Regions from separate parts of the Homo sapiens genome. Here region 1 is linked to region 2. Evidence: chromatin contacts called from ENCODE Hi-C or POLR2A ChIA-PET data. All regions are on one chromosome and are shown on one strand. The core of a region is the stretch at or near the end of the contact, and the rest is flanking DNA. Distances in the headings are between cores, read along the strand shown.

Region 1 (5,833 bases), core at 2,113-4,612, 180 kb before region 2:
TTGGCTCACTGCAACTTCCACCTCCCAGTTCACGTGATTTTCCTGCTTCAGCCTCCCAAGTAGCTGGGATTACAAGTGTATGCCCCCATGCCCAGCTAATTTTTGTATTTTTAGTAGAGATGGGGTTCACCATATTGGTCAAGCTGGTCTCAAACTCCCGACCTCAGATGATCTGCCTGCCTCAGCCTCCCAAAGTGCTGGGATTACAGGCGTGAGCCACCATGCTGCGGTCAATGTTTGATCCTTCTTCTGATCCTAGAATGGCTTCTTCCAGCTGTCTTATTCCCCAATTCTTTCCAGCAAACCAGGAGGCCTACAGTCTAGGCTGCATCTCCATTAAATCCGCAGATCTCCCAGTTGCCTCTTACCAAAACCTTCACATCTCCAGATTGCCCTTAGGCATGAATTTCTCCACACTGTGTTGCAAATGAAGTCACTGCCATTGGAAAGAGATTAGGAGCTATCTGTTTTAGGGCCTGCTTCTCTCCTGAGGCAAAATCCCGGAGCCAAGGCTCTGGAGCTGTGGGGAAGGACCCTGGAAAGATTCTCTCTGAGAAATACCCTCACTCTAGGAACTGAGCACTTGGTGGAAGGAGGCAGGGGACCGCAATAACCTGAGGCTCAGCCTGCAAGAACTGGGGGATGAGCAATTGGGGCACCAGTAATTTCAGTATGTCATGTCCAAGGTACAGTCCTGTTCCACAAGTAGGGACTAGGTGGAAGAAGGGAGCTCCAACTTTTCGCAGGGCACAGTGGCTCACGCCTATAATCCCAACACTTTGGGAGGCCGAGGCAGGTGGATCACCTGAGGTAGGGAGTTCAAGACCAGCCTGACCAACATGGAGAAACCCTGCCTCTACTAAAAATACAAAATTAGCCAGACATGGTGGCGCAAGCCTGCAATCCCAGCTACTTGGGAGGCTGATGTGGGAGAATCGCTTGAACCCGGGAAGCAGAGGCTGCGGTGAGGCGAGATCACACCATTGCACTCCAGTTTGAGCAACAAGAGCAAAACTCCGTCTCAAAAGAAAAAAAAAGAGAGCTCCAACTTTCAATTGCACTCACACAGGTTTTAACCTCAGCAACAAGTAGCTCTAGGTAGGATGAGAAATGCTGATGTCCTGCTTTTCCTGGGAAGAAAGCATTTGATTGGGAGCTGGGGGAGCAGTGCCCGGTATTACAGTTTGCAATAGTCTGGAGTAGAAGCTCCACCTCACTAAGCTAGGAGTGAGTAAGGAGGGAATGATCTTGGTTCAAATACCATACCCTCTCATCTTTCTTACCGAATTTGTAGATTTTCTTGAATAGGTGTTTTTTCATTTGTTGTTTGCCCTCAGGACCATTGCCGGAGGGTTTAAATAGTTGATTTTAAAAAAAGAATTTTTGGGCCAGGCGTGGTGGCTGCATCTGTAATCCCATCACTTTGGGAGGCCAAGGCGAGTGGATTGCTTGAGCTCAGGAGTTCAAGATCAGCCTGGGCAACATGGCAAAACCCTGTCTTTACAAAAATTAGCTAGGTGAGGCTGGGCGGGGTGGCTCACATCTGTAATCGCACCACTTTCCCACCACTTTGGGAGGCCCAGGTCGGCTGGTCACGAGGTCAGGAGTTCGAGATCAGCCTGCCCAATATGGTGAAACCCTGTCTCTACTAAAAATAGAAAAATTAGCCAGACGAGGTGGCGCACGCCTGTAATCCCAGCTACCTGGAAGGCTGAAGCAGGAGAATCACTTGAACCTGGAAGTGGAGGTGGCAGTGAGACAAGATCGCGCCATTGCACTCTAGCCCGGTGCACTCTGGGTGACAGAGCGAGACTCCGTCTCAAAAAAAAAAAAAAAAAAAAAATTAGCCAGGTGTGGTGGCACACGCCTGTGGTCCCAGCTACTCGAGAGGCTGAGGCAGGAGGACTGATTGAGCCAGGGAGGTTGGTCAGGGTTGCAGTAAGCCATGATCACACTACTGCATGCCAGCCTCGGTGACAGAGTGAGATTCTGTCTCAAAACGAAACAAAACAAAAAAGAATTTTCACCAGTTTTACAGAGGAATGGGTTCCTTAAGCTGTCATGCTGGAAGCTGATCTTATCTAAGGCTGCTTTTGTGTTACAATGGTAGAGTTGAAGAGTTGAATAACTCCAACAGAGATTCTCTAGTCTACAAAGTTGAAAATATTTACTATGTGGTCCTGTACAGAAAAAGCATGCCAACCCTTGCTTACTGCTGCCAATGCTGCTGGTCCACAAACCACACTTTTAGCAGCAAGAACTTAAATTACTTGAGAAGCAGTACTGTACGGGCTGTGAGCTTGGTTCAAAACCCCACCTTGCCATTTACTAGATAAATGGGTTTGTTCTGAGGATTAAATGTGCAAATGTCTAGCACTTTGAAAATACTGAACAATTGATAGCTGTTATCATCATGTTGGAAACTATGTGGAAAGTAAGTATGAGATGTTATATCGTTCTTCAAAGGGTTTTTTTTCCCAGAATATGCAAGCTTTAGAAAAGGGAAACAAGTATTGGCTTTCCAATAAACAAGACGCAACTTCTAATACCTGGGTACATAACAATATTACCTAATGAAAGAATAAACTTTCAAGCTTTTAAGCGTAAGCCTAACTTAAGCCTGACACTGAAATCCTGAATTTTCTATCACAGGAGCATCCAGCTTCTTCCAATAACAATGAATGAAAATAACCTTCAGGAAATGCCAAAACCCAAAAGTCCTATGAAAAAAAGCAGCAATCATCTTTAACATGAGGTTTTGGGCCTAGTTGGCCCTTCCGGTTCTGCCCGTCTCTAGCTACACCCATAAGATGATATAAAGAGAACCTCTCGAGCTTCCACCTCGACTGTCACCGCAGCAGTCGGGGCTGCCGGCCGGTTACCTCGCAATTGAACTCCATCTCGGCGTCCATGGTGACGATCCTCACGGTGAACGTCTTGGGTTGCTTCCTCTTGAGAGAGCTGAAGCTCATGCGGGAAGCGATGGCCCCGGCCATGGCGCGGGGCTCAGGCCCGGGACCCTCGCGCCCCACGGCCTGCACTCTGAGCCCTTTAGCCCCCCTGGAGTTGCTGCACAGGCCTCAGGGCCACCATGGTGGCCGGCTGCCCGGCCCGGGAACGGTCTGGGCTGCGCGGGTCCCCAGCGGCCAGCATGGGCCGCGAGGACCCTGCCTGAGCGGAAAGGGGAGTTGGGGGACGGGCCCTGACGGCTGCAGGGAGGGCACAGGAGCCGGGACCTTCGGTGCAGGCGCGACCCGGCACTCCGGGATTCGGGCCGGAGATGCCGGGGACGCCTCGGGACGGGACCCCTAGACGGCAGCGGCCCAGACTCCGCGCGCCTCTCAGCGGCCGACTAGGGTCACGGGGCCGCGCTGCATCGGGCGCGTACGCGCGCGCGTGGCTGTCACCGTCCTCACTCCGCGCGCCCGCGGGAAGCGCACCCTCCCCACAGCCCGGGGCCTGCTCCCGGCCCCGCCCTCAGGTCGCCCAGACCACTACGCGCAGCGCAACCGAACCGGAGGCTGACGCATAGATGCTGCGATTGGCTGGGAAGGCCAAGGTAGGCAGGACTTTCCCGCTCCGTCCCGCCTCCTTTGGGGTGACTCCACCAATGGAAAGTTTCACTCTAACTGCAAAAAAAGCAGGCCTAGGCTCGGCGTTGAGTGGCTACAGTGGCAGTCACTCTGAATGCTTTTGTGCCTACTCTAACAAGACTGGTTGAGGCGGCGGACCTCTGCTGACCTTACCCGGGAAACCACTTAGAGGCTGGATCCGGGGCGAGGGGAATTGGGTCCTTCGTTGGCCCAGGGAGGGACTCTTCGGTTCAAGTAGGCTCCGAGTGTGGCGCCCCAGGGGACTGCGTTTCGGACACACGGCGAATATTCTTCTTTGGCAGTTAATCACATATACCGACCCCTATGAAACTTTAAAGACACTTGTGGAGGCCTGTTAGGTTTGCTGGCACTTTCCCGCCAGATCCCTCTGCTTCCCTTTAGAATTATTATTATTATTGTTATTATTATTATTATTAATTATTATTATTATTGGGACGGAGTTTCGCTCTTGTTGCCCAGGCTGGAGTGCAGTGGCGCGATCTCGGCTCACTGCAACCTCCGCCTCCCGGGTTCAAGCGATTTTCCGGCGTCAGCCTCCCGAGTAGCTGGGATTACAGGTATGCGTCACCACGCCCGGCTAATTTTGTATTTTTATTAGAGACGGGGTTTCTCCATGTTCGTCAGGCTGGTCTCGAACCTCAGGTGATCCGCCCGCCTCGGCCTCCCGAAGTGCTAGGATTACAGGCGTGAGCCACCACGCCCCGCCTAGAATTATTATTGGTTATACCTACCTCGTGAGGTTGTTGAATTTCAGCGCACTGAATACATATAAGGCTTTAGAGCTGAGCCTGGCATCCTATGAAATTGCTGAATTTGGGTTGAAAATGAAAGCATTCTTTATTTTATACTCTATGATGCCCATTTTTGAACCGTATTCATGTATTATTTATTTAGTGTCATCAAGGGTTCTAACGGGTGTAGGGGGGATAATTACACCTTTCTGTACTTAGATAATAAATTCTATTTTAAAATAGCTCTTAGTAGTCAAATAGGGACAATTTACTGTGTTTTTTCGTTTGTTTTTTGTTTTGAGACAGAGTTTCGCTCTTGTTGCCCAGGCTGGAGTACAATGGGGCGGTCTCGGCTCTCTGCAACCTCCGCCTCCCGGGTTCAAGCAATTCTCCTGCCTCAGCCTCCCCAGTAGTTGGGATTACAGGCACCCGCCACCACGCCCGGCTAATTTTTGTATTTTTAGTAGGGACGGGGTTTCACCATGTTAGCCAGGCTGGTCTCAAACTTCTGACCTCAGGTGATCTGCCCACCTTGGCCTCCCAAAGTGCTGGGATTACAGGCGTGAGCCACCGCGCCCGGTGTACTGAGTTTTAACAACAATAATCACCCCATAAATGTTAGCTAACATTAGCATCACCCCCCCAACTCCACAGGTGAAGATACTGAGAGATATGATAGAGCCACTCGCTGACTATAATGCAGATAGTGAAAGGCAAAGCTAGGACTCAAACCCAGGTCTGTCCCACCCAGAGCCTGCTGGTTAGCACTGTGCTGCCCTGCTTCCAAATTCTCCCTACTACAGCCTCAGGAAATGTGAATTACAGTTCCGGAGTACTCAGCAGACATTGTTGCTGTAACGGTATATTAATGGAATAAATCTAGTTCTTCTGCACGGACCCCTGCTGTGCCTGGTAGCACCGGCCAGGCCTCAGGAATGATTTGCTGCCACACCCAGTGAGGCTGCTGTGGGGACTTTATGTCCTGCCTTCTGCTAGCAAATTCTCCCCACCAAAACTGATTGCTCAGGGCAGTATGGGCTTGGCATGGGAGTGTCTTCATTATCATTGCTTCATTTCTTCCCCGCAGGTGGGAGAACCGGGCTGGGTTTTCTGGGCTCCCCACAGGGACAACAAATGGCTGCTGATAAAAATACGTGACACCGGGCCGGGCCCAGTGGCTCACGCCTGTAATCCCAGCACTTTGGGAGGCAGGCAGATCACAAGGTCAGGAGATCGAGACCATCCTGGCTAACACGGTGAAACCCTGTCTCTACTAAAAATACAAAAAATTAGCCGGGCGTGGTGGCGGGCGCCTGTAGTCCCAGCTACTCGGGAGGCGGAGGCAGGAGAATGACGTGAACCCGGGAGGCGGAGCTTGCAGTGAGCCGAGATGGCGCCACTGCACTCCAGCCTGGGCGAGAGTGCGAGACTCCGTCTCAAAAAAAAAGGAAAAAGAAAATGCGTGACACTGGGAACCCAGTGAGGAGT
Region 2 (5,682 bases), core at 685-3,184:
TTGACCCTGTAAGCATCTTTCTGGCCAGCCCTTCCTTCCTCCCTCCTTCCTTCCAAGTGATACTGACACATGCCTGCCGACCAGATGAAAAGAGTCTGTTGTTGGATCAGCTGATCCAGGACCCGAAGTCTGCCCCTTATCAGGCATTTCATGTATTGGTCTAGCTGGTTTTTACTGAGAACCTACCATGTGCAGTGGAAGAGAAACAGAGCCTCTGACCTGGTGTTGCTCAAGGTTGAGCAGGGAAGACAGTCTGTAGAGTAGTAACCACACTGAAGTGTACTGGGTCCAGGGGGGACTGTGGGAGAGCTCTGGGTGGAGCTGGCCAGATCGATGGGGGATAGGAAGGGGAAGGAGTGAGTGCTGTGCCTGTGACACATTTGGGGAAAGGAAGGTAGTGGGCATGAGCTACCGAGGAGGGTGATACAAGAAGAGGTTAGAGCCAGGCACAGTGGCGCCCCAGGTGGTGGCTTGGGTGGGAGGATTACTTGCTTGAGCCCAGGAGTTCGAGTCTAGCCTGGGCAACTAATTGAAAAAAGAGAGAAAGCAATTGGAGAGGTACACAGGGATCAGTCTTGTGGGGCTTAGTGAGCCACAGGGTGAACGTAGTGCTGAGTGTATTGGAGTCCCAGGGGTGGGTTTTGTTGTTTGTTTGTTTTTTTTGAGACAGAGTCTCTGTCACCCAGGCTGGAGTGCAATGGGAAGATCTCTGCTCACTGCAGCCTCCTGGGTTCAAGCAATTCTCCCAAGTAGCTGGGACTACAGGCACGTGCCACTATGCCGAGCTAATTTTTTTATTTTGGGGTTGGGGTTTTTTAGTGGATTTCTTTTGGGAAGAGAGATGTGTGGACAGACATGCCTGGGTTCAATGCTCCAGCCAAAGAGACAAGGAAACAGGTTTAGGAAAGCAAAGTGAGTATCTTGGGTAGGCCCAAGCATAGGGATTGAGAGCATGGGCTTTGGAGCTAGCAGACCTGGTTTTGAGTTTCAGTCCTACCACCTGCTGGCATTGGGTTTACGTTACTGAGCCTCTCACAGCCTCCATTTGCTCACTGCGAAATGGAGGGAAATGCAGAGTTGTGAGGATGAAATAAGAAAATGTGTGGGAACAAGTTAGTATGGGACTGGGCTTAGAGAAGGGCTCAGGGGGGCTGGGCACGGTGGATCACGCCTGTAATCCCAGCACTTTGGGAGGCCAAGGCAGGTGGATCACCTGAGGTCAGGAGTTTAAGACCACCCAGGCCAACGTGGTGAAACCCCGTCTCTACTAAAAATACAAAAATTAGGAGGGTATGATGGTGCCCGCCTGTAGTTCCAGCTATCTGGGAGGTTGAGGCAGGAGAATTGCTTGAACCCGGGATGTGGAAGTTGTGGTGAGCCGAGATCGCACCGTTGCACTCCAGCCCGGGAGACAGAGTGAGACTTCGTCTCAAAAAAAAAAAAAAAAAAAAAAAAGCAAAAAACCATCTGCAGTGGCTCATGCCTGTAATCCCAAGGCTTTGGGAGGCTGAGGAGGGCAGACCACGAAGTCAGGATTTCAAGACCAGCCTGGCCAACATGGTGAAACCCCATCTCTACTAAAAATACAAAAATTAGCCAGGCATGACGGCACGTGCCTGTAGTCCCTGCTACCCGGTATGCTGAGGCAGGAGAATTGCTGGAACCCGGGAGGCAGAAGTTGCAGTGAGCTGAGATGGGGCCACTGCACTCCAGCCTGGGTGACAGAGCGAGACTCCATCTCAAAAAAAGAGAGAGAAGGGGTCAGGAAATGACATCTGCCCTCCTAACCTGTTATCAGGGTCCTGACTATCTGTCCATGGCAGGACCAGACAACCCTACTTCCTCATTTGTTTTTCTCACATCATGAAGTTCTTCAGAACAATTGATTTCATGCTTGAGCTCTCATGGAGCAGCTGAATTCCCATTTTCAGAGCTGAGCAACCACTTGTGTCTCAGGAAGTGAAATCCTGAGCAAGCTGTCTTAGAGGTTTGAGGAAAACAGGAAAGGCCTCCATGTGGGAATCCACAAATCCTGCTCTCACCCCGCAAGCCTTAAGTACTCAGGTTCTATTGCACTGAGCCTTTTAAGGGTCTTTTGTTGAGTGAGGGTAGCTGAGGACAGCTTTGCCTTCCACTGGGTTTTTAGCTCCCTGGCTGAGCAGAGCCTGCCATCATGTTTTTGATGCTTTTGTCTTCCTCAGAACCTTTGTAGCTTCCATGGTTCCTGTTGCTTCAATCCAGAGTGGCCTCTAAGTTTCTTTTTTTTTCTTTTCTTTTTTTTTTTTTTTGGAGAGAGGATCTCACTTTGTGTCACCCAGGCTGGAGTGTAGTGGTGTCATGGCTCATGGCAGCCTCGACCTCTGGCCTCAAACAATCCTCCAGCCTCAGCCTCCCGAGTAGCTGGGATTACAGGCTTGCACCAAAAAATCGCGCTGATTTTTTGTATTTTATTAGAAACGAGGTTTCACTACGTTGGCCAGGATGGTCTTGATCTCCTGGCCTCGTGATCTGCCTCCCTCGACCTCCCAAAGCGCTGGGATTACAGACATGAGCCACCGTGCCCAGCTGATCCTCAGCCTCTTAAAGTGCTGGGATTACAGGTGTGAGCGACTGCACCCGGCCTACAAGTTTCCATCTTGTTAATTCCTGTCCTAACAGTCATCCCTCACTGTTGCCTGGCCCACCTGAGGCCAGGCGCCTGAAGCTTCCCTCAGCCAACAGCATAGGATGTCTTACGTGCCTCCCTCCGGTTCTTTTGGAAGTTAGATACTGGGAATTGTCCCCTGCCAGGGTAGGGAGGGATCACTCATGCTTGCCTCCTTTCCTTAGGGGAGATCTTCGAGCTGAAGGCAGAGCTCAACAGTGACAAGAAGGAGAAGAAGAAGGAGGCAGTGAAGAAAGTGATTGCATCGATGACCGTGGGCAAAGATGTCAGGTGTGTAGGAGTAGGCCTGGTGGCAGCTGGAAGCTGGCTGACAGGGGAGGGTTTATAGCTTGGGTCCACTTCAGTCTCTCCTTTAGGGTGTCTAGGGACCCATGTCTCCCCTCATACAGCTCCCTTCATAAAACTTTCTTCCCAATAGAAGGTTTTGTTTACACAGGAATCACGAGCCCAGACACTGACAGGTCAGGTGGTGATGGAGTGAGTTAACTGGAGTAGGTGGGAAAGGCAGCAGGTGATGGAGTGGGTGTGGCATGAACCCTCTCAGAAACTCCAGAGGATCAGTACTGGCTGGGGAAGAGGACCCAGTGTGGCCAGGTCTTCTGGTTTTTAAAAAGAATGGGAAATCTGGGCCAGGCGCAGTGGCTCACACCTGTAATCCTAGCACTTGGGGAGGCCCAGGTGGGCGGATCTCGAGGTCAGGAGTTCGACACCAGCCTGGCCAATGTGGTGATATCCTGTCTCTACTAAAAATACAAAAATTAGCCGGGCATGGTGGCACATGCCTGTAATCTCAGCTACTCGGGAGGCTGAGGCAGGAGAATTGCTTGAACCTGGGAGACAGAGGGTGCATTCAGCTGAGATTGTGCCACTGCAGTCCAGCCCAGGTGACAGAGCGAGACTCAGTCTCAAAAAAAAAAAAAAAAAAAAAGAAGACGAAGAAGAATGGGAAATCTGGATTTTTCATTTTAAATCTCCCTGTCTTAAGTGGCCAGATGATATTAAACAAACACTGTGTGGTGCAAGTAAAATACATGTGCAGATTGGATTTCTCTAATTTGTCACCGGTGTGCAGCCTCTATCGCACCCGATAGCTAAAGCAGGTCGTGTGTAGAGCGGCTGCCGCACCTTGGCTCATGCTTCCCCTGTGGGAGCGCCCAGTGACCCAGCTTGTCTTCCCATCTTTGAAAACCCATTCGAGGCTGGGTGCGGTGGCTCACACCTGTAATCCTAGCACTTTGGGAGGCCGAGGAGGGTGGATCACAAGGTCAGGAGTTCAAGACCACCTGGCCAAGATGGTGAAACCCCATCTCTACTAAAAATACAAAAATTAGCTGGGTATGGTGGCGGGCACATGTAATTTCAGCTGCTCAGGAGGCTGAGACAGAGAATTGCTGGAACCCAGGAGGCAGAGGCTGCAGTGAGCTGAGCCTGCACTCCAGCCTGGATGACAGAGCGAGACTCCCTCTCAAAAAAAAAAAAAAAAAAACCATTCAAGGTCTGCCTTCCCCGCATTCCTGCCTTCCCTCATCACCCCAGCTCACTACCCCAAACTCAAAGCATTTGCCTCTGTTCCCATCACCCAGCACTAAATGGAGACTGTTCTCTTGTTATGTGTACTTGTGTTTACCTGCTCACCAGATTGTAAAATCTCAAAGGCAGAGACTGGATTTTAAAACAGCTTGATATTTGCACAGTATTTGAGAGTCTGCACAGAACATTTTGAGATTTGTTTTCTCAGTAGTTCCTTACAATTCCCATATTGTAGGTAATGACAGTTTTACTGCCAAAGAAATAAAAACATAAAGTGACTGCCTAAGAGTCACATGGTTTATGGCAGAACTAGGACTCAAGCCCAGTTCTTCTGAAATCCAAATCCAGGCCACTTTCACCCATGCCCTCGTGGTGCCCAGCCCTGTGCCTCATAACCTGGGTGCTGAGGTGGAGCAGCTCCCATCCAGGTCCCAAGATAGGCTCCCACTGCTCCAGACGTCCCCATGGATCACCCCCCAAGCAAAGGACCTCCTGCCAGCAGCTCCGGGAAGGGGCTCTGCAGAGAGCCCTTTGGAAGCCAGAGCAGAAAGGGAACAGGTACCTGCTGGACAACTGGGCCTCCTTCCAAGTCAGATTCCTTCCAGGACAAAGCTGCTCTCCTTCACCCAGAACACCACTGTCACCTCCTCACAGAGGAGAAACATCTTTGTTCTTCCATCTCAAAAGAGCTGGCTTTGCTGATATGATAAGCCCCAAAGAGCGAGTCGGCCTCATCAGCAGTTTTTCCTCCTCCCTCCTCCCCATTCTTCCTGGTGCGTCATCTTCCAAGGTGACACATACATTTTGGCTTTTGGGGATCTGCCTGTTGGGGATCAGGAAGTTCACTTTGTCCTCCTAAGTCTCTATGTTGACACGTCCTTGACTGTAAATACATAAGAATTGAGAGGGGATATGATGATTCCAGAGATAGAAAATTGATCTCTAACCAAATTTCACATCTTGAGAAGGCCTGTGACTCTGGGACCACGGGTACCATGTTGAGAAGGGTTCCACCCAGTGGTCATGAGCATGGACCTTGTTCTCAGACCTGGCTCCTCCAGGCAGGTTATTTGACATTTATGAACCTCAGTATTCTCTGAAATGGGGATCATCCCCTGACTTCTAAGGGCAGTTAAATGAGATCAAGCATGTAAAGCTCTTAGCACCAAGCTTGGTGTATGGTGTGTGCTCCATGCATGCTGTGCTGGTTCTTACTGGGTGCCAGAGCTTGTGGAGAAAGCAGCGTGAGCCATCCTGCTTCCCTGCGACCCTCCAGAACCAGCAGCCCAAAGTAAGGGGCCACATTAAGTATCAGAGAGGGAGAAAGGATCATTTTCATTTACTCAGCATCTCCCAGATATCAAGGACCAGATACCTAAGTATGTTGTCTCATTCAGTTATAAAGGCCCTGGGAAGTGAGTTTCAGTTGCATCTTTCTTTAGGACGGTCAGCTGGGTCTCTCTGCTAAACATCAAGTGCTGTGACAC

Evidence for each region. Hi-C counts contacts between places; a loop is a spot of excess contacts on that map. ChIA-PET counts read pairs that join two places held with the same protein, here RNA polymerase II (POLR2A). Pooled maps may share reads with other maps.
Region 1: a loop to region 2 is called in a pooled map, with 2.8 times the contacts of the local background. The contact joins the promoter of NF2 here to the enhancer-like site in region 2. A Hi-C loop is called at or near these places in 6 of 37 single-sample maps with no recorded cell type and 7 of 50 pooled maps. POLR2A ChIA-PET finds 5 or more read pairs at or near these places in 1 of 52 experiments (activated CD4-positive, alpha-beta T cell).

Annotation. Positions count from the first base shown.
Region 1 is chr22:29,601,162-29,606,994 of GRCh38, reverse strand. It overlaps NF2 (NF2, moesin-ezrin-radixin like (MERLIN) tumor suppressor), which reads right to left and starts at 3,362. Exons shown (of 16, transcript NM_000268.4): 1 at 2,883-3,362. The coding sequence starts at 2,996. RefSeq lists enhancers at 118-639, 3,847-3,976 and a silencer at 3,017-3,596.
Region 2 is chr22:29,416,408-29,422,089 of GRCh38, reverse strand. It overlaps a transcript of RFPL1 not described here. Among named protein-coding and RNA genes, the nearest start is that of RFPL1, 19 kb to the left of the region's middle. Within about 2 kb of position 1,934, at least 2 of the 41 ENCODE cell types and tissues checked have a DNase peak (open chromatin) inside an H3K27ac peak, as active enhancers do.